2 separate regions of the Mus musculus genome follow, and region 1 is linked to region 2. A link is a loop called in an ENCODE intact Hi-C map of the cell type or tissue named here. Cell type or tissue: heart. All regions are shown on one strand. Each heading gives the region's core, and the rest is flanking DNA. Links, peaks and the distances in the headings are about the cores only.

Evidence for each region. A loop is a pair of places that touch in the nucleus more often than their neighbours do. Peaks named below come from ENCODE experiments on the same cell type or tissue, not always from the same donor. Only the 100,000 strongest peaks of a DNase experiment are listed, where the experiment ranks them.
Region 1: a loop joins it to region 2, with 2.5 times the contacts of the local background. A loop is called at or near these places in 5 of 42 quality-filtered maps.

What each region holds. Positions count from the first base shown.
Region 1 is chr1:170,597,164-170,612,506 of GRCm38, forward strand. No RefSeq gene overlaps it. Among named protein-coding and RNA genes, the nearest start is that of Nos1ap, 15 kb to the left of the region's middle. In heart, for the core only: a CTCF peak has its summit at 7,858; no DNase peak of the experiment used is centred there; H3K4me3 peaks cover 340 bases; H3K27ac peaks cover 2,706 bases.
Region 2 is chr1:170,389,263-170,404,605 of GRCm38, forward strand. Nos1ap (nitric oxide synthase 1 (neuronal) adaptor protein) reads right to left here. Exons shown (of 10, transcript NM_001109985.2): 3 at 1,469-1,561. Among named protein-coding and RNA genes, the nearest start is that of Spata46, 88 kb to the left of the region's middle. In heart, for the core only: no CTCF peak of the experiment used is centred there; no DNase peak of the experiment used is centred there; H3K27ac peaks cover 1,986 bases.

The DNA of each region.
Region 1 (15,343 bases), core at 3,178-11,177, 210 kb after region 2:
CAGAATTTAAAAATTTAAAGAGGGCTAAAGATAATTGTTCTTTAGGTGGTCGGCCATCGGCGATTCCCCCTTTTTGTTTTTGTAATAGTTCTTTTAGGGTTCGATGTGCTCTTTCCACAATGCCTTGGCCCTGTGGATTGTAGGGAAGGCTAGTAGAGTGACTAACCTGCATTATTATGCAAAAGGTTTGGAATGATTTTGATGTGTATGCGGGGCCATTATCAGTTTTTAAACTATCTGGCCTTCCCTAAGCTGCTCAGGATTCTAGGCAATGGCCAACCACGTTGTGGGATTTCTCATCGGACATGGGGGAGGCAAAAATGACACCTGAACAGGTGTCAATTGAAACATGAACATATTTTAATCTTCCAAATGCTGAGACATGAGTAACATCCATTTGCCACAGTTTTAAAGGGATCAATCCGCGAGGGTTAATACCAACATGAGGAGGGTGGTGAAACTGTACACACTGTGGGCATTGTAACACCACATCTTGTGCTGAGGCTCAAGAGATATCAAATTTCTGCTGAAGTGTGGCAGCAGGAACATGATACAATTGATGAAAATCTTTTGCAAGCTCCAGTGGGGTGGCATGAAAAATAAATTCCATGTGAGTGCTAGCGTCCACTAAGGCATTTCTTTCAGCCATAGGGCCTGGCAAGGTAGAATGAGCACGAATATGTTGGTTGAATAAAGAATTTATGTGTTCTTTTCCAATTCAATTTTTGTAACTCTAATAAGATGGTGCACACAGGGCTGGTGGGTCTAATGGGTCCTGCAATTTCTAATGCACGCACTGCATTTACTACATAAGCCAAATCAGAGACTAGATTAAAAGATTCCTTAAAAGCTTTGAATACTTCCAACACAATTTTACATTCAGTAAGTTGTGGGGTGCCAGGATTGTATTGAAAAAGAACGGGTTTTTGAGAATTAACTACATAGGCACCAACACCTGTTTTAGAACCATCTGTATAAATATCCAATGCACTGGATATGGGTTTAGATGCTGTGACTTTGGGGAAAATCACTGGATGTTCACTAAAAAATTGTAGCAAAGGATCTTTGGGATAATGATTATCTAACTCCCCATCAAAACTACAGCACAATAGGGCTCAATCATCTATCAAAGAACTTAGGATCTGTATTTGATTAGAATTATAAGGTGTAACGATTTTCTGAGGGGGTGCTCCAAAATGTTGAAGACACGATTTAATGCCCAAAATCACTAATTGAGCTACAGCAATGGGATAATATTCAAGGGTTTTATTGGGAGACACATGAGGATAAATCCACAATAGAGGACCTGACTGCCACAACACTCCTGTTGGTTGACGGAATGTCTTTAAAACACATAGGAGGATGTCCTCTCCTTCTTTCCATCTATACAGCTTGGCCTTTTCGAAACACCTTTCTACCTTTTCTAATGCTACTCGGGCCTCAGGGGTGAAAGTACGAGGTGACGAAAGCTGTGGATCGCCCTTCAATATATCAAAAAGAGGGATTAATTCAAAATTTGATAGCCTCATATATGGACGAATCCAATTTATATCTCCCAACAACTTCTGGAAATCATTCAATGTTTTCAAATGATCTTTACGTAATTCTATCTTTTGAGGTGTAATAAAATGTGGAGTAATTCGAGCATCCAAGAACTCTCCTAAATTTCCCATCTGAACTTTGTCAGGTGCTACAAACAATCGTTTCTTTTCTAATTTTTTTCTTTTGTCCTTTTGTTGACCGATACTCCCTTTTTCATCGGGTTGGCTCTATATGGCCAATCCAGATCATACCTATCCCTCTCATATTGAGCTGCCTCTTCTTCTAGGTCAGCTCCATCATCTTTACTAAGCTCCGAGCACTGGAAGCGGAGCTTGATAAATTTAAATCCTTTAGAGAGGGATATATCTTCACTATTTCCTTTTCTTTATCACTAATTACTTTTATTTTTCCTCCCTTTTCTTTTCCTTTTTCTTTCTCATTATTTCCTTTTCCTTTTGAATTTGCCTTTTCTCCCTTCTCCTTTTCTCTCTCTTTTTCGCCCCTTTTCTTTCTTTTGGTTATGTGTTTCCTATCTTCCTCTGAAATACTTTCTTGTTGTTCCGTGGGAATTCTCTGACCTGCCTTAACTGCTTCTATCAAACAAAAGCAGAGGCCAGAAATTACAAAAAAAGGAAACAAAAACGCTAAGAGCTACCCACACTGGGTCCACGGGCGAGAAAAACATATTCCTCCTTTTAACCAGGGATCAATTTGGGAGACTTAACCGGTACCATCGTTCCTCAGCTGAAGAGTTCTGAATCCACGAGATCCTCGGGTCTCCGTACGGGCCACCAATTTGTTGCGCTCATCTCGTCCAGCAAGGAAAAAACGCAACATGGTCGGATTTTTCTCAACAGCTTTATTGCAGGAACACCTCGATGCTACGGGAACCCCGGGAACCCAGGGAGGACTGCTTATATACACCCCAGCACTGGGGAGGGCTATGTGTCCTCCTGGGATTGGTCAGTCTGCCGGCACTTTAATTTGCATGCACCCACTCGGGAGGGCTTGACACCAGATTCGGGCTAGCACCTGCGCAGTGGCGTTGTTTACGGCGAAGGTATATCGGAGACCGGCGCCATCTTTTAGGCACCGGCTGCCTACATGTTGTAGCTCTCTTTCCCCTTCTTCAAGAAGAAATATTAACACCCTCATTTCTCTGCTGTCCAGTTCTACTCTGTTCTTATGAGGGCTGCCACAGCCCCTGCAGGTCAATACAGCAGCTCTCCTTCATGATGATCATGCATAAAACAAGCCCAGAGAAAACTTCCATGAGCTGCCTCTGCAAACTCTAGCTAGATTTTGGCAACAAAAGTGGGGAGGGGCTCAACTATAGAATTTATCAAGCACAGCAAAAGCTTAAATGTTTTAATCAGCAGCTAGGTATGGTAATCTCAGCACTTGGAATGTTAAGGCAGGAGGATTGTCATAAGTTCTGCTCCATCCTTCCTGGACTGTAGAGTGAGACCCTGTGTGTAGTTTATGTCCCCCAAAGGCTCACATATTTGACATTTGGTTCCACTGCAGTGTTGCTGTTTAGGGGGAGGGGGCATAGAATCTTTAGAAGATGGAGGCCTGGGATAGGCTTAAGAGTTCACAGCCCCACTTCCAGCTCACTCTCTGCTTCATGCTAGTGGTTAAGGGTGTGTTGTTCTCTTGGTTTCTTGCTCCTGCAGCTTGCTGCCATGCCTCTACAAAAACAGAATTTTAACCCTCTGGTACTATAAACCTAAACAAACTCTTCTGTGAGTTGCTTATGGTCATGGTATTTTATCATAGCAACAGAAAAGCAACTGATGAGCCTGACAAATACAGAAGCAGTTGCTTGCAGCCAACCATAGGACCAGCATGGGGTCCCCAATGGCGGAGTTAGCTGAAGGGGTTTGCAACCCCATAGGAAGAACAACAATATCAACCAATCAGATGCCCCAGAGTTCCCAGGAGCTAAACCACAAACCAAAGAGTACACATGGAGGGACCCATGGCTCCAGCCACATATGTAGCAGAGGATGGCCTTGTCGGGCATCAAGAGGAGGAGGAGCCCTTGGTTCTGTAAAAGCTGGATGCCCTCGTATAGAGGAATTCCAGGGTAGAGGGGCAGGAATGGGTGGGTGGGTAGGGAAGCATCCTCATAGAAGCAGGGGGAAGGGGGATGGGACAGGGGGGTTCCAGAGGGGAAACTGGGAAGGGGGTAACATTTGAAATGTAAATAAATAAAATATCCAATTAAAAAAAAGAAAAGTAACCGATACACACATGAACGGATAGAATAAAAAAGTATACAAATAACTTTGACAACATATTCTTTCCACCATTGGATAATGCTTAGGCTCAAAATGCTCAAATGATTTTTCATAGTTCCATTCCTGTTGAAACAGGAACTCACTATATTGCTCCAGTTACCTTGGGCCTCTGGAAAAGCTCGTCCCCCTGCTCCAGCTCCTGAGTGGCATTAGGAATGTAGCACTGTGCTCAGAGTACCACTTTTACCTGACAGTGTTTGTGGGGAATCTAGAGCTAGGAGTTCTTAGCCCATCTTAGATGACGACAATAAAGATAGTCAGAGATTGGGGCTGGAGAGATGGCTCAATAGTAAGGAGTGCTTATTGTTCTTGCAGAGAACATGCACAGCAGTTGGAGACTGGTTCTAATGCTTTGATTCAATCAGGAATATGTGTGCCAAACACTAAAAGTCCTTGACCCCAATTGGGTTTTTTGATTGATCAATAAAGATGTCTGCAGCCAATGAATGGGCAAAGGGAGATGGGGCTGAATACTTAAGAGTTGCCCATGCTAGGATGCAGAGGTGGGGTGGGGAGAAGAATCGACATGATGTGGTAGAAGACCAGATTTAGAGCTGCCGGAGAGAGAACCAACAAGCCATAGAAGAATTCAGGTTAAGTGGCCACTGGCCACTTCCCGATTGGGCACTGGGTAACAGGCAGAGGATTAGAACTGCCCAGCCATTGAGCTAGACAGTATTAAAAATAAACTAGTGTGCGTGTGTGTGTGTTCCATTCACAGGTCCAGGGAGCTTCTGTTCTGGGAAGGTAGCTGGAGAAGCGCAACCCACAGGGAGCACAAAACAGGGTAGCAAAAAAACAAACAAACAAACCAAAACCTCATGCTACATATGGCAGTTCACAATTCCCTGTAATTCCAGTTCCAGGGGATCTGACACCTTCTTCTGGTCTTCAAGGACACTGAGCATGCATTTATACTATTTGAGTCTCAGGGACCACACATGTGCACCACAGGGCCCAGGGGACATAACCTTTGATGCACAGCGCTTGTGTCAGGTCTTTCTGGTCCAAGGGTGTGTGTGGGAAGGCACTATAGTCATAATAGTATGTATAGTGTTATAAAGTTATATAAATATAAAAAAATCTTTACTTGAAAGGATATTAAGTCACTTCCCTTCGGGGAAGAAAAAAATAGCATACTCAGTCAGATATGGTGGTACATGCCTTTAATCTCAATACTTGGAAGGCAGAAGCAAGCAGATCTTTGTGAGTTCAAGGCTAACCTGGTCTATGTATCTAGTTCAAGGCCAGCCAGAACTACATAGTGAGACCTGTTTTACTAACCCTCTCTAACCCAACTTTGATCTTTGATGCTCTTCACTGTATGAGATGCTCTCCCAATAAGAAAGATTACTTTGTGGGTGTTTTGGAGTGCATACCTATCAGGAAGATTATTGCTAAGAGTGAAGAGCCACCTTGGGCTACATAGCAAGGCCATGTTTCAAAAGAAAAGCAGCAAACAAATGGCCATGTATAATAACTCATGCCTATAACGTCAGCTCTGGAGAGACTGAGTCAGCAAAGTTAGTACAAGTTCAAATCCAGCTGGAGCTACTTGGCTGAGACTCTAAAACAACAACAGCAACAAACAATAATAACAACAAAAAAACAAAAAAAGGAAAGGGACGAAAAGGAAAGGAAATTTTATCCTAAAAGGTAACATATACTGTGTTGGAGACCTATGTCTTCTACGTGCAACACTACATGACTAGTAATTGTAAAGTAAGTCTCTTTCTACAAAAGTATGTGCATATTCTATTTTTATAAGCCAAATAACCTGTGAAATCCACTTCCTGATGGAAATGCCTTTGAGACACCCAACTTTCCCCAACAGCCTGTGGGTCCAGGACAAGGAAGAAGGGTGAAGGCAAACTGAGTGGGATGCCTGGCTGGAGCATCTTCCTCCTGTAGTGCCTTCCCACACACGTCCCTGGACCAGAAAGACTTGACCAGTGCTGTGTATCAAAGGTTATGGCCCCTGGGCCCTGTTGTGCATAACTATGGTTCCAGCAACTCAAGACACTTGAGAAAGAAGACACCTAAGTCCCTGAGTTTGAGGCCAGCTTCCTAACAGTGATAAGAAATTAGGAGTGGTGAGAAAAGTGTCAAGGTCTTAAGAATTTTGAGTTGAAGAATGAAGTTAGGTTCTTAGCATGTTTAGAATTCCATTTCTTACGTTGATTTATCCAGTCCCATGCTTTCCTAACTCACAAGTATAGTTTTCACATTAAACTTAATAGTGTGTTTCTGAGATCTACTCTGAATTTCAGGCAAGAAGTCTTTATTGATCCACTGATCTGTGATCAAAACATCCCTCTTATCAAGTATTCTTGCTATAAGATTTTCCAGTGGTAGCAGTGGACTTAAGATAGTGTTGCACCCCTGATGAAAGGGACTTTGAAGTGCACAGAAGGTGGCATGTAGTCCAAGCATCAAAGTGAAAGGGAGCATGTCTCCTTAGCATGAAGGGGAGAAAAGTCACTGGGGCCCCATCATCAGCTAAGGTTCAAAGAACAGGTCTGACTTGAGCTGCATTTGAAAGGGGGAAAGGAATTTGATAACAGCAGAAGAGCAGACTTGGAGACATGGAGACGGGGTCTTTGGAGACATTTAATCTACAGAATGTCCTTAGGGGGCTGGGGGAAGATAAAGTCACAGGAAGGAGGGTCTTCTGGGAGCGACTGGTGATAAAGCTGTAGCTGTTGGAGACAGCCAAGGGAAGGACTGCAGACCTGGGGTCAGTGACTGAACTTCATGAGAACTGTCTGGACTGAGCTGTGACCTGGGATGCTGATTCAGACACACGCACGCACGCACACACACACACACACACACACACACACACACACACACACACACACACAAAACCATTTTCATGGGAAGAAGAAGGAAGGGAGGGAGGGAGGGAAGAAAAAAGAAGGAAGGAAGGAAGGAAGGAAGGAAGGAAGGAAGGAAGGAAGGAAGGAAGGAAGGAAGGAATAGAAAGATGGAATGAAATAAGGAAGGGCAGGGAGGAAGAAAAAAGGAGAAAAGAAGATAGGGAAAGAAAAGAGAAAAACAATATGCATCCACTGACCTTTTGCTTTAAGAAGCAACTAGAAGCTATCTCCCAGGAAGGCAGCTTAAGGACACATTCGACAAACATGCACCAGGCTCTGGGTTCAATTCCCAGAGCCACCACCATCACTGACAAAAGGTTTGACTGTTAAGGAATGAGTGGGTTTTCAGTTCTATAAAGGTACAGAGTAGGTCAGACAATTTTTTTTGCACTGTCTTTTGTATTTACAGATGAAAGATGATGAATAGAACATTTCAATCGATTCAACTCAGTATCTCAGACCCCAAAGTATCTCTCCATTGCTTCCAAGCTTCCAGATAGTTCCTAGTTTTTTTGTTGTTATTGTTGTTTTTGTTTTGTTGTTCTTTTTATTATTATTATTCTGTTTCAGCATTGTTCTTTTTTGCTGGGTGACAAATTGAGTTCTATTTGTATGGCCATTTGTTTGGGGTATTTTTTAGGTTGTCCAGATTAGCCTTGAACTCCTGGACTGAGGTTAAAGGTTCACACCCCATTCCTGTCCCTACCCCCTAACACACACACACACACACACACACACACACACACACACACACACACACACACACACACACACACACACTCAGTCACATACCTTAAGAAAATATCTCCTTATTTAGTTCCTCTACTGAAAATTGATATCAAGGCCTCTCCGTTGGCCCTCTAAACTTCATAAGCTGTGTTCCTGAATCTGGGACTATTTTCATTAGCTATTTAAAACACAAGGCAAGCCAGCCGCTAAATTTAGAACGTTGGGCTTATCAATTAGACTGTATTTATCCTATGGCATTGAAAAGGCACTTGCTCTCTCTTTATAAAACCCACAGGCTTAAGATAAGATGATACTTGGGTTGTGAAAAGGCCATGGGACAACTGGAAATATGATAGTAAGATAGCACAAAATATTTTATTGGAAGACCTCTAGCGGTGTAAAGCTTTTAGACAGCTTAAAGTTGCCTTTGTTGCTGCTGCTGTTTTAATAGACAAATAGGACCCGTGAGAGCTTCCGCAGGTCAAAAGACTTGATGCTCAAGCCCTGATGGCATAAGCCTGTCCCCAAAGTCCACGTAAGGGTGGAGGGAGAGAACCAATTCCACACACACACCACAACAAGAACAAAGTTTTAAATAGGTGGGTAAATGAAGGAGTTGGACAATATAAAACTTGCTTAGTATGTGTGCAAGGTGCTGGATTTGATTCTGGCCCCACCACACAAACTAACAGGCTTACACACACACACACACACACACACACACACACGCACGCACGCACGCACGCACGCACGCACTCGAGTGCTAACTGGAGGACTTGCCCAGCATAACCCAGTCCCCTGGATTCCATCCCTGGTGGGCTAAGTCATAATAAAACTTAAAAGCAAACTAGTAAGCCAGGTACAGATGTGGAATGCCACCAGGTGTGTTTTCACTTTGGGTTCCATGAGTTCTGAGGGTCCCATACAGAAATAGGTTCTGCTCCCCACATTCCGGTGTGTCTCTTTGAACTTCACACAAAGGCGATGGCGTGATCCGTTTTTTCCACAGTTGCAGGCACCTCAGGAGAAACAGCCAATGAGGCAGGCATTCAGATTCGGCCTTAGCAGTTTTCCATCATTAGCAGCTGCCTCATTCCCTTAAAAGGTCCTGTAATCTCTTTTATAAATCCCTTGACATCCCCAGCTGGCCCCTCTCCACACCACTCCGAGCATTTTTCTTGCAATCACACGGGAGGGGCCTCAGAATTTTCCACCTCTCTGAGCAACTTCCCCGTGCAAACTTCCCCATGCTACTCGCTGGCTGAAGGCAGCCTCTGTAATCCGAGCTCCACGGACATGATAACACCTTAACAGCAGCCAAGTTTAATTCAGAACAAATGTTACTCGCATTCATACCTTTTTGGAAAAGCATCCCATTCTAACGGCTGGAACTGTGAGGGGGTCAGGGTGAGCGGAGCCCAATGAGATCTCCATAAACAAATCTTGATTTTGGTCCACATGAACACATTGAGCCACTATAGTCCACTCATCTCCCAGAGGCCTCCATCACCTTTCTTGAGATGACAGCATAATTCCTACCACTTCCTATATTGTGTATCTGCTGTACACAGCAACCCAGGAAAAGTCCTTACCAAGATGGAATGGAATTGGCTAATGAATCAAATATATGAGTTAGTAGAAGTTGCCATGGTTATACGATTTGCCAAGGAGCACATGAGTAAGTGATCAAAGCACTCTCCTCTCAGAACAGGTAGGTATTTATTTGACGTGTATATTTATAGACCTGTGTTCATAGCACCAATAGCCACCAAAGCCTTCCAAAAAGTAAAAAGCAAGTCAATTTGTCTGTTAAAGGATGAATAGATAAACAACAAAAACAAGAATCATGGTGACTACATGAAAGAGGGTTATAGCCTCAAAAAAAGGAGAAAGATCTTGGCCTATGCTTCAACATGGATCAACCTTGAGAGCTAAGTGAAACAAGTGGGTTGCAAAAAGATAGACACTCTATTATTCCCCTTAAATAAGATGCAGTTTAATGGATACAAAGTGTTCAGGATGATGAAGATGTTCAAGAGATGGATAGGGATGGGCCTACAAGAAGGCCCAGGGGTTGAAGGTACTTGTTGCCAAGACTGACAACCTGAGTTCAATCCTCAAGACCTCCATAGTGGAAGAACGGACGTCACAGTGTTGTCCCTTGACCTCAGGCTAGGAATGTCGTGTGGCAGGATTTTCCCTGTCCAATTACATTAAAATATTAGTGCAGCAGAAGGCCTGTGATTGAACAGGGAAAAGGGAGGTGAAGAGAAGAGTTGCAAGGACAAAGAGTGACTTGGAGGAGGGGGGAGGAAAGTAAGATGGAGGATGGACCATGGAAGAAGATCCTGAACCAGGGTGGCTTTAAATAGCCACAGGTAGATATGATATCATAAAGGATACAGTAATTGGGATAACTTGTCTAATCTAGGTGGCAGCTTGTATCATTATCAATTGACCCTGAAATTATTGTGTGAGCATCTTGTGAATTGAGACTTTATTGATATATAAATCTGCCTTGTTAATGGAAAGCTTCTAGAGTTTTGTTTCTACAGGGTTACTGGGTGTTGTGGTGGCTGACCACAGGGTGGATGGTCATTGCATGGGGCTGGCGTGGCAACGAAGGGAACTCTGCAGCTCTGGCCCCGCCGGAGAGTTGGCGGGTAGAGAGTAGTTGGATGGAGCATGGGAACTTGGCAGTTGTATTTGTAATACTTCCCGCAACAACATTGCTCAGTTCAGAGTGTTTGCCTAAAACCCTGAGTTTGATCTGAGTACCACATAACTGTAATCCCAGCACACGGGAGAGAGAGCAGGTTGACCAGAGACTAAAGGTCAACTCCAGGTACGTTGTGACTCTGAGGTCACCCTGGGCTACACAAAGACCCCTTGTCAAAAATAAAAAAATTAAAACTTAGACCTGCAGTATGGCTCAGCAGATAAAAGGACCTGTCAACCAAGCCTGCTGACCAGATTTTGACCCCTGGGACCTTCATGCAAGAAAGGGAGAACCAACCCTTGTAAGTTGTTCTCTGACCTCCACACAGTATTGTGGTACACATGGCCACAATCAATCCATCAATGTAAAATCAATACTCATTCCGCTGATGAAAGGAAATTTCCTAACTGGTCCTATCTTCTAACTAAGACCATCTAAAGTCAACAAACATGTACTATTCTGTGACATTCAAGTTCTTTTGGAGGCCAATTGAAAAAACAAATGAATGCCATATTTGGTCACAATTAAGATCTACCTGAGTCCATTTGAGGCCTGGGCAATGGATACCCAAGGCACTTTTATAGTTATTCCCATGAAAGTTTTGACAGGTTTTATTGAATGAAGGATTTCATGAAGCTGGTTTCAAGCTGAATCCCAAAGACAGGGAAAATTTTTCTTGTATTTACCAGGTGCTTGGAGATCGATGTTACCTCATTATGCATGAATTTAGGGAACACCTAACAGATGCCGTTGTTACATAAGATTTCTGGCCACATGGTCAGTCGATATTTGCTAGTTGCTAACTCTGTACTGGACAATAAAAAAATAGATGAAATAATTTCTCTTCTCAAGAAATTCACCTTGATCTAAACAAGGAGTTAACACTGACCTCACAGCCCCAGAATAGCAGTGCATGCCTGTAATCCCAACCTAGGAAACTGAGGCAAGACAATGCCATGAGTTCAAGGCCAGCCAGGGCTACATAGCAAAACCCTCTCTAAATGACCAGACAGGACTGGTATGCAGGTATTTACATGGTACAGAAATAAAACAGAAAAACTAAGGGGTCAAAGTGACTCCAGAAACTAAAGAATAGGTGAGGTATTCTGTGTGGCAGCTAGAGGTGGGGGTGGGGGATGTAGAACCAGGGAAAGTGTCACGAAGGATGCAGTATTTGAGCCCAGCACTGAGGAATTCTATTACTTTCATAAGCAAGAACAGAAAAGATCATTCTGGACAGAGAGCAGAGCCAATCAGGCTGCTGCTATTGGTCCATGTGCTTGAGACCAGAACCTCCTCTCCAAATGCATGTTGACTTTTGCTCTACCAGCTGAGTCCTGTTCAGTTGTCCAGTGAGCTCTTGGGCCTTTCCCAAATTAACTCCAGGACCTTAAGCATAGAGGTTTAGGAGGACATGAGCCAGGCTTCACGCCTCTCCTGAACTCAGACCTCTGTCCTATGACTATACATCTCTGGCCAGAAAGGAAGAGCACTCCACAAAGGCCTTCCCTCTCCTGTTACAGCCGTTAGAGAGAAAGAGAAAGGAAAATGTTGTTCCTCATTTTGAGATCATACAGAAAAAATGATAAAGTCTAACTTGTCCATGGGATTGTTTCTGCATTTGCTCATGTAGAGATACTCACTAGATATACTGTACACAAATATAGTTATAGACATATACAATGGAGAGACAAGCAGACAGACAGACAGACACACATGCACACACACACACATGACTCCAACAGCAAATATCTATAAGAAGATAAATGTAATATGTTGTATATACATGATTAATTAACCCTAAAAAGAAAATAATTCCTGGGGCTGGGGAGACCGTTTCTGTTCCAGAGGAGCCAGGTTCAGTTCCCAGCACCCACATGGTGGCTCACAAGCATCTGCAATCCCAGTGCCAGGGGATCTGACTCCTCTTCTGACCTCTGTGACCTCTGACCAGGCATGGGTGGGGTACACTGAAGTACATGCAGGCAAAACAACCTTACACATAAACACAAAACAAAATAATGAGAGAAAAGATAAGAAAATGAAGATAACTCTTAGCTGGGAGTGGGGGTGCAGATCTAACACTCCGGCGCTCAAGAGCAGGAGATAAGAGGATCATTGCAGGTTCAAGAGCAGCCTGCTCTATATAGCAACTTAGGTATGTTTCCAAGCCAGCTAGTGCTGCATGGTGAAGTCCTTTTAGGTGTCCAAAACCTAAAAAAGCATAGAAAGAAAGAAAGAAAGAAAGAAAGAAAGAAAGAAAGAAAGAAAGAAAGAAAGAAAGAAAGAAAGAAAGGAAGGAAGGAAGGAAGGAAGGAAGGAAGGAAGGAAGGAAGGAAGGAAGGAAGGAAGGAAGGAAGGAAGGAAGAAAGAAAGAAAGAAAGAAAGAAAGAAAGAAAGAAAGAAAGAAAGAAAGAAAGAAAGAAAGAAAGAAAGAAAGAAAGAAAGAGGGAGGGAGGGAGGGAGGGAGGGAGGGAGGGAGGAACTCAACACCTGGATAAACCTTGGGGATGCTAGATATTAAACTAGGTACTTGGGTACTTGACAATGGCAAGCAAGCAGCCAGCACCATTTTGGAGCGGGTTAGTCTGTGGCTTCTGGCTGTATCGAAGCATAACACAAGCATCACTTCAAGTGCCTGTCTGTGGTCTGTGGAGAACACATGTTTCTGCTAACCCTGTCAGGACGGAGGGTGTTTGTGGCGAAGAGGCAGAACCCGGGCCAGGAGCACACTGAACTTGCAGAGCTCAAGGGCTGGAGAGTGGGCTGAGTCTGGGGCCTGAGATGGGGAGGACCGCATCTTCTGCCTCTTTGCTTGTTGGAACCACGGTCTTGCACTCACTGCCCCTGGCCCCAACACACAACTGAAGGCCAGATCCTTGGGAGTTTTGTGCCATGCTGGGAGAACTTTAGCAGAGTAGATTTCCTTTCCCCCTTCCTTTCTCCCTCTTGATTAACATGAATCTGATCTTCCAAAGAAGGAAACGGCTGCTAAGATGAATTTTGTTAAGTATATTTTACCAAAATAAATGTTTTAAAACAATGACATCATGCATTACTTATAAGTATGTATCACATTTCTTATCACGTTGTGAGCTCCTAACAGACACTTGCTGTCCAAGGCCCATCATGACTGCATTAGTGGTGCACTTAGATAAGAGGGCCCGCCCAGGACCTGGAGATGGAGCCCAGTGACTGAGTGTTAACCTCATGCATGCAAGAAGGGTCACCCAGACTTTCAGAGATGTATTTTAGGGCTCAGGATGTGGCTCAGTTGACAGAGTGCTTACCAAGCATGTCCCTGGGTTCCAATCCAATTTAAACCTGGCATAGTAGCCCAAGACTGTAACCTAGTCCTGGGAGGTAGAGACAGATAATCATGAGTAAGGTTATCTTCATCTACATAACAAGTCCAAGACCACTGGACCACAAGATCCTTTTTTAGATTGTGCCTCCTACCCCGTGTGCGTACACGCCCCCCCCCCCAAACCAATCAAACAAACAAACCCCAGATGTGGCAATTTGGTAATATAGTCCCAAGGATATCTCTTCCTAGGCCCTGTGACTAGACTTGCCTGTGAGTGACTGTTTCACCTGGTTATTTAACCACAGTATGTAGCTGGGATAGACTGGTATTCTAGGGAGGTATTTGTGGCCTACTGGTTTTCCAGTTACTACTGTTGATTGCCACAAGTGGTAGGAAACCAAACCAGGTAGAAGGAGTTCTCCTGTACAAAATAGAGAACTACAAGCAATATGTGTAGGTCTCCTTCAGCCACACACCACCGCCCCCAGCTTATGACAAAAAGTGATTTCTGCCAGCCAGTTAGAGTACCATACCAGACTGGTGAAGACAGACGCAAGGGTTTAAGCCGCATATAGAGCACTCTTGAGCCTCTTACAACCCCAGTTCTTCAGCACCTGCAGTCACCCATTAGAAGGGGTTCTGGCAACACCTCGGGGTTCTCCAAAACACAGAATGGGAGGAATAATAATTCTGATTCTCTGATACATACCCACTGCTTCTGTCTGTCTTTTAGATCGACTTATGTCCAACCACTTCTTAGAGCATACAAAGTTCTCTTTAATTCATTACCTCGGCTGATCCTCATGAGAAACTTCTGAGGGAGAGGCAATCGTGGTACCCCCCCCACCCCCACCCTCATGTAGACAAGGAAACTGAGGCTCAGGTGGGTTATGAGATTTTCCAAGGTCAGGTAGATGTAACTGTGGGCTCAAGTTTGGAGGCCAGCCCAGCAGGTAGGTAGATGTAATAACAGTGGGGTCAGGGTTGGAGATGAGACACGCCTGTCCACAGGAGCCTGTCCAGGGCTTCCTTTTCCTTAGTCCTCAGGTTCTGTCACCTGCTCTGTAAACTTGCTGTCCTTCCCTTTGTGGGGGGAGCTTTCTGGAAAGAGGACCAGCTATAAAGCCAAGACCAAAGGAAACATAAGTTGCTTCTCTACGGTTCCCCTGGGGAAGCAGGGATGGCTAATCTAGGATGGCAAAGCCTTCTAGAACAGCTCCCAGAGGCCCCATTGACTCCGAGGCTCTCTGAGCAATTTTCTTCTCCCAACATCATTCTTGCTTCACTGCTCCATGGGTCACCTGACATCACTACAAGACAAAATGCCCAATGTTTATGTTGTCCCCAGCATAGTGACAATGAAATCCAGAAGTTCACACCTCCTCTCACCATCTGGTGTATGGCGACCACAGCAGGGAAGACTACCCTCTCTATCACTCTCCACATAGTGTCTTGTGTCCTTTGCAATGGCCTGGATCCCAAGTCCAACCTGCATACTGCTCACTTTGGGACTGTGACCCAGGGCCCCTGCTTGCCGGAACATTCTCTTTTCACAAAAGAGTTTCCTCCATAGCTTGTGCCTCCTTGTTCATTTTCCAGCCTCAGCCAGGGCCAGCCCTTCAGTGCTTGCTTGCTTTCACCTGGCTGACGCATGCAGGAGCAATGCTACTACATACGTGTGTTTTCTCTTCTCACACCAGTGAGTCACTGTGAGGCAGAGCATTGTGTGGGACTCGAGTGTGAAGAGAAAGCTCATCTGAGACAAAGGTCCAGGTTTCAATGGAGCCTGAGTGAGCCCAAAACCCTGCTTATGCTCTGTTTGTTCCACTAAGATCATCCAAGCTTTCCACCCTTAATCTACTGC
Region 2 (15,343 bases), core at 4,820-12,819:
GTGGAGGGTACTGAGCCTCCAATTCCCCTCATGGCAAAGGCTGAGAGAAGCCATCTAACACACAAAGACAGAAACCAGTCTCCCTGAACCAGGCACATGGGCTGCACTGGTTTCTCCAACTCCAAAAATATATCTTACTCAAGAGAGCATCATTGCACTTATAATTTCAAGCCCAGAGACTTAGTAGACATCCACTCGCTTCATCAACTCTCTTACTCAAGAGTTCCCCAGAGGTAGACACTCTAGCCCTCTCCACAGCTATGCACGATGTGCAGATATGCGGGGTTAGAGAGGAGGCACTTGGGATGTCCCTGTGGCAGCAACTGTGAAAGAAAGCCACAGGCCACATAAATGGGGGCTGCAGTGCAGCAGGGCTAAGTGTCATCCCAGGTGGCTGTCTCCACTCATGTGCTTGACACTTGTTACTAACTGCAGGTTGATCTCTATCCAAAACATGTAACACTAGTAAGTCCCAAGAGTTCAGAAGGTTAGGGGAGGGGATGCTAAACTGAGACTATTTTTATAGACTTGGCCAGTCTGAAAAGCTGAACTCTGAAATGCTCCAACATCAGAAACTTTTTGAGCACAGACATGACACCCCAACAATGTCAACTTCCGAAGCATTTGGGATTTCAGTTGAGGGATGCTAAACATGTATCACTTAACATGGAAGCACTTCCCACTATTGGGACTCAGGTAGACCAGCTGCAACAAGCTGCTTGTTTTCTCGGGCTCAGGAGGCTGGAGCAGGAGAACAGCAAGTTCAAATTCAGTCTAAGCTGCAAAGTGAGATCCTATCTGCACACACACACACACACACACACCACACACACACACACACACACACACACACACACACACACACACACACACCACACACACACACACCACACACACACACCACACACACACACACACCACACACACACACCACACACACACACACCACACACACACACCACACACACACACCACACACACACACACACACACCACACATACACACACACACACACACCACACACACACACACACACACACACACACACCACACATACACACACACACCACACATACACACACACCACACATACACACACACACACCACACATACACACACACACACACCACACATACACACACACACACACCACACATACACACACACACCACACATACACACACATACACACACACCACACACCACACACACACACACACACACACACTTAAAGGTAAAGGTATTCAAATGGAGAAGAGGCTTTGAAGATGAGGACGTTGGGAAATGGCCCATAGGCTATGAGTTATTGAGACCCAAGTCCCACTAGGCCACTGGCCTCTGCCTCACTCTGCTCCAGCTGTGGCTTAGCAACATGACTGCTAGTCAAAGAAGAGAGCAGGAGACAATGTCCCAGAAGGAAAAGGTATCCCGTGCCTAGTTTTCCAGCTTCCGGTTCAGCCACTCACCTTTTTCTTCTTCTTCAGAATCACCTTGACACCGTCCACAGAGACCATGATGCTTACTTTCTTCTTCTTGATGTTCTTGGCTTTAAACTCATACTGCAAAGAGAGAAGAGAAGAACGGGTTCAGCTTAGACTAGCCCGTCTGCAGGGCTGCAGCCTGCCTCTGACCTGGCTACAGGGCTGTGGAGCTGTGCAGTGGCATAACAAGCATCTTTGGGGAGGTATGAGCACACGGACAGTGCAGGGAACGTCCAGGGGGAACCCTGACGTTAGAACAGGGGCCTGTGTAGTCATCAGTTCCCCGACTTGGTCATCACTGAGGACTAAACCGATAGACCTAAAAGATCCTAAGAAGAAGGACATAAGCCACTCACTCCAAAGAGATACAAATAACAGCCTGCTTTGAAAGTCTCCTCTATATACCAAAATCTTCCCTCAATAATCCATCCTGCCATTTAACGACTGTCAGGCAAGTACTTCTTGTGTCTAACCAAATGCTGCTGACAGTCCATTCCATCCCCAGTGAAGATTAAGTGCCTTCATACCAGGGCTTTTTACACAAGGAAAACAAACAAACAAACAACAACAAAAAACAACCCTGAAAATTCTAAATTATTCTCTTTTATTCCATCTCCAAATCTCTTTTCCTGTGGGTCAGTCTCTAAACTTCCCCACAGTCTCATCATTCTGAAGACTGTCAAGCTGGAAGGTATCGGGAGGTGGGGGAAGGGGCGGTAAACCAGTGATGATGCTCATACAGCGCGAATTGCCTTATACTTCCATGTTACCCCTCACATTTGAAGTCCCGGGCAGGCTGTTCTAACCACCAGTGTGCACTGTTACAGAACACTCACTAGGCCTACCCCTCAAGTCTTTCCATTATGTTTCTCCAATCATAGGCATCCTTTATGTTTGTACAGATGTTTCTTTCTAGTTGGTCTAATCCATCATCTCCCTTAATGAACTTCATTGTGTGTACTCCTCCAGTTTAGTTAAACCATTTGAGATGCTCAATGCCTGTAATTCTAGCACTCAAGAGGCTGGAAAGGGAGGGTTGACATGAGTTTGAGGCCAGCCTGGTGGATACAGAGAGCTCCAGGCTCACCTGGACTACAGAATGAGACTTTGTCTCAAGAAACCAAAACAAGAACATATACAAACACTACCATTTGGTCTCCATCTTAGTATCACCACATAAACACAATTCCCATGGGAAGTTCTCAATCAAACATTTACGATACAGACTAAAGTAAGCAATCAGGAACCTCAGACTCAGAACCAAGACCTCCTACTAAGCCAACATGTAGGCCTGCCTAAAGGCACGTAGTTCCTTGATGAGTTCCTGAAAGTCAATGATTTCAACAGTGAGTATGTTGATAGGGATCTAAAGCATCTATTCCACTGGAAGGATGACATAACCCACACTGAAAACCTTACCAGAATCAGACAGAGCCTCCCTTCCGTGGCCATGCCCTCTAGCAGTCAGATCTCAAAGGATGCCAAGGTGGGGATGGAGCTCAGTTGGAATGATGCAGGAGGTGTGGTGGTACACGACTGTAATTTCAGCACTTGGGAGCTAGGGGCAGGCGAAGCAGAAGACAAAGACCTTCCTATATTAGAGAACAAGTTGAAGCCAGACTGGGCTTCTAAAGCCACTGGCTGAACAGATCTGGTGACCTGAGTTCCATCCCTCGTACTCACATAAAAATGGAGGGAGAGAACCAACTCCATGAAGTTCTCCTCTGACCTTCATATACAGGCAAATACACAAATAATACATGTAAGTAAACAAAAATGTTCCTGTTGTCTACAGTCTGTCCCTTCACCAAATTTTTGGTAATCATTGTTATTTTGCATACAATGCTGATACCTCTTAACTACCTGCTTCTTATAGACATGGCAGTATATCATTCTTTCTATTATCAGCACACACTATGGATCACAGCTCAATAACCCCTAGGTATCAATACCAGACATCTCTCAGTCTGACGACCCCATCCCCCAAGCCCCAATTGTTCTATTCTGTCCAATTACTTATCATGAGGACATGGAAGAAGGGCAAACCTGGGCAGCAATGAGAGCCAAAGTCTACTTCAGCCAGAATCAAAGCTATTGGAGAATGAAAGGAAAGAAGAGGGTGGTATGCGTGTAAAAGGACGGGATGGCGTCTGGCTTGGGACTGGATCTCAGCTGTATACCGCAGTGCCCTCTGCCTCTGCAGCATGCGTCCCTGTGGTGGGACTGGGGGTAGGACTGGATCTGCTTAGCAGGCACCTGGGGAAGGACTCCAATTCCGTTTCTCTCTGGACTGCAGCATTCTGCTCAGCTGCAGGCTGGATGAACTAAAATGACCTTGGGTAAGAAAACAGCCACGGCAATTCATAATACAGCTGACTTTGGCCTTGTGCCGAGCAGTCGAGGTGAACCAGCCACAGTTCCTGACCACGCCTGCAGTTACCTCCGCTTACTTGAACTTGAATAAACACACCTTCCAGCTGCACCCCTTTCTGAACAAGTCCTGAAAGTTAAGGCTGTTCCTGAAGCCACTCTCAGGCTAAAGAGGCATGCCAGTAAACTCTGGCAGAAGCTAGGGGCACAAGAGTTAGAAAGACCCAGGGAAGGGTAACACATGGCCCACACAGGTCAGTCTCAACTGAATTTCTGTCATCCTCTCGGATGTCACTTTAGCATTCTCTCACACACATGTTTTTCCCCCCTTTTAGAGCAACAAAACTAAAGCAGAAATACCAAGTACCTACTTCTGCCAAGTACTATGCAATTTCCTCTTCTTTGTGTATGTATGGGTGTTGGCGCCCATACGTATGCATGCCTGTGAAGACCAGCACTCAACTTCAGGTTTCATTCCTTGGGAGAGAGCTGCCTTTTTTTTGTTTTTTGTTTTTTTTGTTTTTTTGAGAAGAGGCCTCCCAGTTGGCTTGGAACTTGCTGATCTGGTTGGCTGGCTCCTGAAACCCAGGGATCTGCATGGCTCTGTCTCCTACATGCTGGGATTGAAGCACATGCCACCATGCCTGACTCTTCTACATGAGTTTTGAGGACCAAATTCAGGTTCCCATGCTTTCAAGGTCAAACACATTGAGCATCTCCCCACCTACAGCCCCACATTTAGGTAATTAATTGAAGTTGGCGACAGCTCTTTCCTATCTGATCCACTTCTCTGGTGGGTTAACTCTCTCTGGGACCAAATACAACCCATCAAGAAAGCCTAGAAAGAGGTACCGGGCTAGCTCCTTGCTGTGTTTCTGAATCTCGCCTGTATTTTTACAGTTTGTTTTTTGATGTTTGGGTATGTCTTTTAGTTCCTCCATCTTCAAAACAAAATATGATAACTCTGGTGGAACATGCCTTTAATCTCAGCACTAAGGAGACAGGGGCAGGCAGATCCCTAGGAGTTCTAAGTCATCCTGGTCTACACAAAGAGTTCCAGGCCATCCAGGGTTCCATAATGAGACCACATCTCAAAGACAAACAAACAAAACCAAGCCAAACAGAACAACAACAACAAAAGCCAACAAGCAAAACAAGACAAACCACAAAATATGTATGGGGCCTGAGATGACTCAGTGGAAAGGGCGCTTGCCATCAACCTAGCAACCTGAGTTCAATTCCCAGCCCCCACACGGTCAAAGGAAAGAAACTCTACGTCAAGTTATTCTCTGACCTCCCTATGTGTTCTGTGGCATCTGTAAGCACACAAGTATGCTCATACTGCGAACATACTCACGCATGCACATGCGCTCGAGAGCACACACAGAGACACAAATAAATCAATGTAAAACAAAATGAAAAACAACAACAGCAAAGTCACAAAATGGAACTAAACTTGGTTACAGTTGGAAAGCACTCTCTGCCTTCACCACCGTGCACACACTTGCTCCGATACACAAGGCTCTTACAGGTCTGTGGGCACAATGACTTCACACAAAGTGATACCCCATTTTCTCCCAGAACTGTGACATTGGTAACACAGGTGCTTCTTCTAATAGCTGGCAGGATGTTCTGGAGTCCTCCAAAGTGAGAAAGGACGAGAGAAGCAGCAAGCAGGCCTCCAGGTCCCATCACAGCTGCTAGCTGCTGGCAAGGGCTCTGAGCATTGTCACACTCTCAGCTCTGACTCACTCTGCATTATCCCACCTGCCTCCTGATGTCCCAACCACTTTCCACCTGCAGACTCAGAATGAAGCTGCACCTCTGCTGGGAACCCAGGACATGAAAGCCAAATGCTTAAAAATTTATCATTATGCCATTTCTTTACAGGGCAATCACACTTCAGGGAGACAGGTATGCTTTCACGCTCATTAGCAGGGAAACGAATGGATTTGAAGAGGAGAGGATAACGGGGGACCATGGGAAGAGAGAGGAAAGGGGATCTCAAAACCAAGTCCTCCTTTTCCCCAGACACTGCTGTGTGCTCTGAAGTAAGTGCTGCCCGGGCAAGCTGGCTTGGAGGAAGCACCTGTGTTCCTTGGGACAGGAATCCAATGTGTTCAGGACTTGCCAGGGGCTGAAGGACAAACACAGTGACTGGTGCCACCAGCTGTGGGTTCCAGCCAGCATCAGAGTACATGCCAACAGGCCCGGCCTCCACCCATGGTGGCCTGACTGTTTTGATACATTCACTCTGCTGGCCACATCTAACTCCTAGGACCTAACATTTGAGGGAACCAAACAATACAAAGTCCTGGACCACTAACCACACAACACTGGAATGTCCAAGCAAAAGTTTCTGAGGTTCAGAAACAAACTTGGGATCTTTTATTGGAATAAAGGCTCGAGAACTTAGTGTACTGTGTCAGTCAGGGAGGTCCAGGAGGGAGAGGCTGGCTTGAGGATGTCAAAAGGAGTCAAGAGGAAGCCCTCGAGAAGTGACAGGAACAAGAAGCTAGAAGCCACAGCTGCGTCCAAACCTGAAGCCTGGCTCCTGAGCACCTGCTGATTCCTAGACCTGCCTCCTACAACCATGTGTCTCGGTCTCAGTCCAGGAAACTGAGGAAGGACAGGTGGTCCAAGAAGCAGTTCAGCTGCAGGGTGAGTGAAGCAGGTGACAGTGACAGCCACTGAAAGAACAACCTGACACTGGAAAGCGAGGTCCCAGAGCGACTTCAGAGTCAGGGACAAGGTTAGGGCCACTAGACGCCCCACATCACATTCACAGCAATGTGCTGCTCCCCGACAAATCTGTAGATGATAATACTGAATTTTTTTTTTAAACAGATGCTATTTTTTCACTTCTTAGGTCACCTTGATAACACATACTTCAGTCCTTCTCCTTCCTACAGATGCAAGCTATGGGCTGCTGAGGAGTTCAGTGTTCATGGGTGACTTCGCCAGGAAGAGGGAATCAGTTTGCAAAGGCAAGTGAGGACTGGCTTGCTGGGCAAGCTCTGGGTTTGTTTTCTTTCTAGAGCAGACCGTAGCTCTGCTTTCTGTAAATGGCCAAAGGATGCCTCTCTACCACCAACTCTACTGTGTGTGTGTTCTACACTTTAGTTTTTATTTGGAGGTGGGGGATGGTACAAGATAGGGTTTCTCTTTGTATAAGAGCCCTGGCTGTCCTGGAACTCACTTACTTTGTAGATCAGGCTGGCTTCGAACTCACAGAGATCCTTCGCTTCTGCCTCCTGACTGTTAGGATTAAAGGTGTGCCTTGAGACAGAACCTGGAGTTCACTGTTTCAGTGAGACTAGCTAGCCAGTGAGTCCCAGGGATCTTTCTGGCTCTACCTCCCCAGCCTGGAATTACAGATGTGAACTGACATGTTTTCTCTTTCTTTTCTTTGTTATCTGAGTGCTTGAGATCTGAACCCAGATCCTTATGTTGGAACAGCTAGCAATTTACCTACTGAGCATCCCCCAGGGTCCAAGCATGAAAATTATGCTGGTGAATTCTGGCAGTGCTACCAGCAGTCATTTACCCTGTTTTAGTTTCCTGAATACAAGCACATCTCTACCACAAACTGTGCATAACTCTGAAGAGATGGCTATAACATAAAGGGTTTTCATGAAAGACATCTGTTCTTACTGATAGTTTAGTAACATCCATAGTGATGTTAAAAAAAAAAAAGCCAAGTGCAGCCAAGTTCATAACACTATCATTCACAATAGTCAAAAGTTTGAAGCAGGAGCTGGTGAGATGGCTCAGTGGGTAAGACCACTGACTGCCCTTCTGGAAATCCTGAGTTCAAATCCCAGCAACAACATGGTGGCTCACAACCATCCATAATAAGATCTGAGGCCCTCTTCTGGTGCATCTGAAGTCAGCTTCAGTGTACTAATGTATAATAATAATAAATAAAATCTTTGGGCCAGAGAAAGCAGGGACTGAAGAGAGCAGGGCCAACCGCAGCAAGCAGGGGTCCTAAAAATGCATTCTCCAACAACCACATGAAGGCTCACAACCATTTGTACAGCTACAGTGTACTCACACAGGTAAAATAAATAAGTAAATCTTTTAAAAAGTTGGAAGCAACCTGTGTTGGTAGATGGATGAATGGACACCAAGTGTTATCCATCTTAGACAGCAGAATACTATTCAGTCTTAAAGGGAAGGCAGTTGTGCTATGTGAAATAAGCCAGTTACAAAATCACAAGTATTTCGGGAGTCCACTCTTACCAGGTTCCCAGGATGGTCAAATTTTTTAGATGCAGATGGTGGTGGGGTTGATTGCAGAGACTGATATGTGGAAAATGGGGATATTATGGGTTCAGCTTCAGAGAGTTGTATTAATTTGGGAATTTTTTTTAGAAACGAATTCACCTCAAGTTATATATATATATATTCCAAGCTCACCTCAAGTTCAAAGTCCTCCTGCCTCAGCTTTCTGAACATTAGAATTACATCACAAAACGGCTGGAACTGGACGGTGGCAGAGGCTGTTGTACGACAATACTCACCGCTGCACAATTTTAAATTGAAAAATGGTTAAGATGGTAAGTTTTGGGTACACATCCTTTACCACAATTCAAAGACACAAACCGGGGTGATCTCGCTGAAACATCTGTAACCCCACGGACTGTCAGAGTTGACTTGGGTAATTTGGCTGGTATGCAGGGTGTAGAGTGTGAGTTCCCTTGCTAGACCTCCAAATATGTTCTCAAAGACCCAAGACTAAAAGCCTCACATAGCAAACAGAATTCTGCTCCAAGAGAGTCTACTTTAACCCCACTCACTGAAGATACTTCTGCACCCAGCATGCAAGGCAAACATATCACCCGCTTCCACCCTTCCACATAATTACACCTGTTAATCTCTGTGGTGGTTTGAATATGGCTAGCCCAAGGAGTGGCACTATTTGGGGATGTGGCCTTGTTGGAGTAGGTGTGTCACCATAGGTGTGGTCTTTAAGACCCTCATCTTAGCTCCCTAGATGCGAGTCTTCTCATAGCAGCCTTCAGATGAAGATGTGGAACTCCCAGCTGCGCCTGCACCATGCCTGCCTGGATGCCACCATGCTTTTGCCTTGATGATTATAGACTGAACCTCTGAACCTGTAAGCCAGCCCCAATTAATGTTGTCTGTGTGAGACTTGCCTTGGTCATGGCATCTGTTCACAGCAGTAAAACCCTAACTAAGACAATCCCCATGCCTAGAACGCTCTCCCCACACCATCTGATGGCCAAGTCCTCCTTATTCCAGAAGGACCTGCTCAGGCTTTGATACAGGACAGATTTTTTTCAGGCTGGTGCCCTTTATCACAAAACCCCACAGAGCTTCTCCACCAGCTCAGTTATTACAGTTAACGCAAGCCTCTATTCTCCACCCAATGTAGGTTGTTTGCTTTCTGATTTCTAGCAAAGGTCATACCTTCGTTGAGAGCAAGAAAATATGATTTACATATATTTTTATGAAGAAGACAGCACTGGGCCCCAGCGGGGTGATATACTAAGGTCAAACAAGTGAGCAGACACAATGAACAGTGGTTATTCACATAAGAAAAGAGGGCATATTATACAAGGGTAAAATAAGCTCTCTGGAAGTTAAGGGACAGCATGGATGGTAAACCATGCATTGAGGACTTTTGTAAGTGCCAACTTAGCTGGGCTATAATTGCAATATTTGGAGATTGTGGTAGGAGGTTGGTGAGTTAAAGATCTGCCTGGGCTACAGAGGGAGTTCCAGCCCAGCAAGGGATACACAGGGTGACACTGAAAAAGCAACCCACCAACAAATGAAACAAACAGGACCGATCATCTTTAAACCGTCTCTGTTACACAGTGTGTGGTTAAGAGACCTTCTATGCCCATTGCATTCTTTTGCAAATGAAAAACTTCAGACCTGCCAAGACTGGGCAACAAGCATGATCGCAAGTTCAAGGCCACCACGGGAACACACCAGGTTTAAGAACCTTGAGCTAGGCATGGAGGATCTCTTAGCACCCAGCTCCTCTCTGGTTCAGCTCCTGTACATATGAAATGAGAACCTGAGAGACAGAGGCCTGAGAGTCATGTCATGACACTGTTGTACAGCTTGGTGGCCTGTAGGATTCAGTTATAATACATCTTAGAACCACCAGTGAGATGGAGACTGAAGTAGACTCCAGATTTGCTCTGTGGCCAGTTTATGAGGATTCTTGGGGAAGCTGGAAAGAGGAAATGATTTTTTTTTTCTCTACCAGCTTCAATTCTATCACAACTTACTTTAGCCACAGGCAGATAAGGAAAAAATTCCCTAGGCTTGAACTCAGTCCCTATAAGGCTTCCATTTTATGTTTGAGAAATTGAGCAGTTTTGATGCAACCAGAGTTTTTAGCATTCTAATAAAAAGTTACAACTTTTCATTATTTTAAGAGAACAAAACAAGATATAAATAATAATTTCTATAATCTTCAAAATCCATAAAAGAGTGTTTAACAGTGAGGTTATAAAAGGTATTCTTCATTTTCATGGCATCTAGATTTACAGATCAGCTCTGCAAACCAAGGAGAGCTAGCTAGGGTCAAGCTCTAAACTATTCATTGCAGATAAACAGGACAGCCAACAACAAACAGCAGGAAAGGCGGCAGACCTAATCTCAGGGATTTGCACTCAGGGGATCTGGTAGAGGGACCAACGTTGCTATTCTTTTGTTTCTCATGTGAATGATGGTAAGACAGCAGGACCCAGTCCTGTCTAAAAGACACAGTTTTACAGACACACTGTAAGTATATCTAACTAGAGTTGCCTATTGGGTGAACATAAATAAAGTTAATTTCATGTTAGAGCATCAAGTGATGATATCTGTCAGGTGCAGACAGTTCTATTGTTTGATTGAACACTGTTGGGCTGTTCCTCCATTCCTGGCCAGTTGACCAGGTAGAGGTAATGAACTGATCCAACACTCAGCTGTTATCTTCTCGGTTCCCAGGTCAAGGACTGTAAGAAACTTTCATCATTTCTAAAGCCCCTGGGCCAGCACCAACCACAACTTCATTTGCACAGAACCCATGATTTTGGCTAAATACATAACTTTCTGATTGCCAGGGGTAATGACTTACAACTACAATCTAGTATTTGGTGGGCTGAGGGAGGAGGGTCACAAGTTCAAGGCCATCTTAGGTAACATAGCAAGTTTATGCAGGCTGAGCTTCTTAATTAGACCTAGTCTCAAAAACATAAGAACCAAGAAGCAAGGTGTTGTGGTATATACAGCTGTAATCGAGCATTTGGAAAGCAGAGGCAGGAGGATTGCTCCAAGTTGGAGTCCAAAGGCTTGAGGTGTAGATCAATGGCACAACACTATGTGTAAGCCATTGGCTTCAATTCTCAGCAGAGGGGATAAAAAGGAAAGAAAAGGGGAAAAGGAAATGAAACGGAATGAATACAAAATCTGCTGCTTTTGGGAACTCCAGTCTAGCCCTCTGATGTCAGGTAAGAGATTTAAACAGCCACTAGTGTCCTGTACATTCCAGTCACAGGATTCACTGCACTACCACTGCGCCATCATTGACACCCAGACACTCTGCAATGACACCTAGAGACTTCACTCCAGCCATAACAGGTCTGGGCGACATTTAGAAGATCCTTCTCACAGCTATCTCAGATGATCACTTACAATTTGCTTCTTCAATTGATCCAGAAGGATCACCCCCCTTTGCCCGTGACAACAGTGTGCTTGTGTGACCAGACCTGTAAGCAAATCTCTCACTTTTACCACTACAAGGTGAGCAACATGCTCCCTGCTGTGATGGTCAGCTTTGCCTCAGTCCCATAGTAGAGACCCAGCAGGTCACAGACTGAAATAGCTAAGACCCTTATCCAAAAATAACCCTTCCCTCCTTTAAGATGTTTCTGTCAGAGGCTTTTAGCATAGTGATAAGAAACTCATATCCCTAAGCCAAAAAGAAAGAAAAAAGAGGTGCCTTGGAAGAAATCAATGTATATGGGTCATACTTATACTACTGTTTATTATATCTATTATCGTAACAGCTTAAATACAAATTCTTAAGGAAGGATCACTGAGGTTCGCCATCATGCATTTTTTAAACCAAAGGCTGCTAAAATCATGACTAATACACTGGAAGTAAGTCCTGCTACATGACAGGTGTCTGGTGCTGTGCACGATCATGTGTGTGCATGCACACACATAGACTCTGAGCTTCTGTATGTCTGTAAGACCTCACTTTAAAAGTTTCTAGAGGAAACCTATGTTTGAACCATTTCGATTCACAAAGGTTGACCTAGGTTTTCTTCACACAGATGAAGAGAGCTGGTATCCAAGGCCGATAAAAGACTTCCCTCCAGGTCCCTCTGCAGAAAACCCAAGCCTGGAACTCACATCTCTTGATACTTAGCTTTGTCATTGTTGCCTGACGTCTATCTCTTTCACTGGCTCCATAATTTTACTTCCTCAAGGAGATAAAATTATTCATTAACATCTCTATTTATCTAGTGTATGTTTAACAAATGCTTTGATGTATATGAAACCCTATCTTAAAACAGGAAGCAAGAAAAGGAAGAGGACCTAACTGGAAATTATGGGGCCAGCGACATTTCTAGTCTCCTAGGTGGGAAGCTCTCCCATCCTCCCCACTTGTTCTTCCCACCCCAATAACACAGCCTGACCTCATTTCTTCTACTGCTTTTCTACCGCCTTCAATGCTCAGGAACACATGCCAATGACCTGGGGAAAGCACAGAATACTAACAAGGTCAGAAAAACACAGTAAAAGGACCTTCTGAACATAGATGGCTTCCAGGCAGGACGCAGTCAAGTTCGTAGCTGTCGGAAAGACTGAGAAGGTGGGGGAGACGTTCGTCCAGACACAGATGTTTTATGGGTAGGAGGCATTTGCACAGCATCAAGAGACCAGAATGATGGAAGAGGGCAAATTAGGCAGGCCTTCCAAGGAAAGGCAGTGGCAGCCTGGAGCATAGGCAATTTGGGGCTGTGTACTCAGGGGAGCTCAGGAGTGGCAGCTGCTCCTTGTAGAGAGGAGACAAGACTATATATATAGCCATTATATATATATATAGCCAGAATATAGCCATTGCTTTTTTCCCTGGCTAGGAACATGTTAACAGGTCATGGGGAACCGACCAGCTATCCCAAATGATTGAGGGCCTGACAGACTGATCTATGGAGCAAGATAAGTACCAGCCTAAAAATATCTCATTGCTTCTGGGCTGCCTTTCCTTCTAGTGACTCCCACCGCCCATTAGAAACAAGGCCAGACATCCCTCACTCTGTAGGGGTTGGCCCCGTGATCCTCTGCAGATACCCTAAAACCACAGAGGCTGAAGTCCCTTACATAAAACAGTGTCACTCGTGCATATAACCTTTGCACATCCTCTTGTATACATTAAATCATCTTTGGGTGACTTGTAGTCCATTATGCAAATGTAAATGCTATGAAACAGTTGCCGTACTCCCTTGCTTAGGGACTAGTGAAGAAAAAAAAAAAAACAGTGTGCACGTGTTCAGGACAGATGTTCAGGTTTTCCCCCATGGTTGTATGGCTCAGCAGCAAGGAGAGTCCACTGCATTAGAGCCCCTGTCTTGGAGGAAAATCGGAGGTGGAGAAAGAGGACAATCTGAAAACATAACACAGTTAACAACTCTAACCAATTCTATCATTCTCCTCTGGTATTTAGGCCAGGCTTTCCTTTAACTGGTGAATGTGATGCATCACACAAAGCGGGGAGGGGAACAGCACTGCTCACAGGGACAACTCACAGCCACAGGCTCACACAGCAGGAAGAATAAACGCTTCCCAGAGTTAGTGGAGTCACGATTTAAGATTCTCTTCTTCAGGAAAAAAAAATGGTTACAAGACAAATGATGGATCCTTCTGTCTCTCAAGTTTGATTTTCCTCCCTTTCTCTATAAAAGGCATGTTTTATGATCTTGGGGATCTCTCAACATCCACCCCACACATCCCACACTTAACTTATGAAGTTAAATGGAAAAACTTTCATGAAGTTCTAAGACAAAGCCACACTGAACCCTAATGTGAATTTCATAACAAGCATGTGCAGTGCTTCCTGCAACCTTGTCAAGTCCTCAGACCTCTCTGAGTATCATCTTCTCTTTTACGAGGTGAGTGAATTGGTTTAGGCTGCATCTGAGAAATGTCCTGGAACAATACAAACTTCAGAACCCAGATAGGTAGGATGGGCACATGGAGAAATGAAGGTAAATGTACAGAGACAAAGACATGAAGGTGTTTGGTGACATCAGGTGGGCCTCAGAGCAAGAAACAAAGATACGAAAGGAAAAGGATGTGGATGGAGAGGAAATGGGAGATGCGGCTTTATCCTGAAAGTAGGAGGGAGCATCATGCTTAAGGGTGTTTAGAGAGTGAAAAAATAGAGAGGCAGATGTTGAACATGATCTTGGCACCAGCACTGAGGACTTAGAAGGAATGACACTGGAAACAAGAAATCCAGGAAAGAGCAGGAACATGCATCAAATATTAAGTTATAGGCTGAGAGGAAGAACGAGGGAAAAATGGTCTATAAATCCCATGGCTGGAAAAAGTAGTAATGCCTTCAATGAAGACAGCACAGGAGAGCACAAAGGCTCTACTATGCATCTTGCACCAGAGAACTAGGAAAGAGAGTCAGGGGGAATTGACAGAGGCCAGGCAGTCCCTGGGACTCCTTTTACAGCCTCAAGTCCTTGAAACGTTGACTCTCCCCTGTAACTGAAGGTAAGAAAGAGGTAAGAGAATAGACTGTGCTCTCCTCTCAGGGACTTGAGAGATCCAGGCATGAGGCTGATACAAAAACTACAGGAGGAAGAATGGAGCCTGCAGTGAACACCAAGGGTGGAGAGGCAGAGAAGATGCAGGAAGGATTCTAAGGAGATGCTGGGGAAATTACAAGGAGAACAATAATAAAATCAGAACTGGGAAAGATGTTAGAAGTCATAACAGCTGTCAGTCATTCTGCCTCTAAGGGAACAATGGAATCTCTGAAAAGCAGTTTCTTCCATTACAATTGCTGTGTGCCTCACCACCAAGCATCCACCTACGATATACTTTAAAGTCGTGTTTCACAACTCTTAAGGTCCTTATGAGTAAGCTCTGCAGGACTGAAGGCATCCAAGGACCCTTAATTTCCAAAAGGTCTCAATAACAGTTATACTCTAAGAAGCAGCTTTGAACAGCAAGACTCTAGAGCTGTTGGCTGCTAACATTCTGATTCCAGGCATTAGAATACATCAATATTTCAAGTGATATAAACATCCCGCACACGCTATTTCTCAGAAACAGCCAAAAGTCAAATTCTAACACACAAACGATAAAACTCATACAGCTCTGATACATCACGGTAAAGATGTGAGAATTCACACGACAAATTTTCAGAGTAGAGGCTTTATCAGAGGCCAAGAATGATCTACGGTCAGCAGGCAGCAGCAATACTTCCTTGAGGTCAAAGGG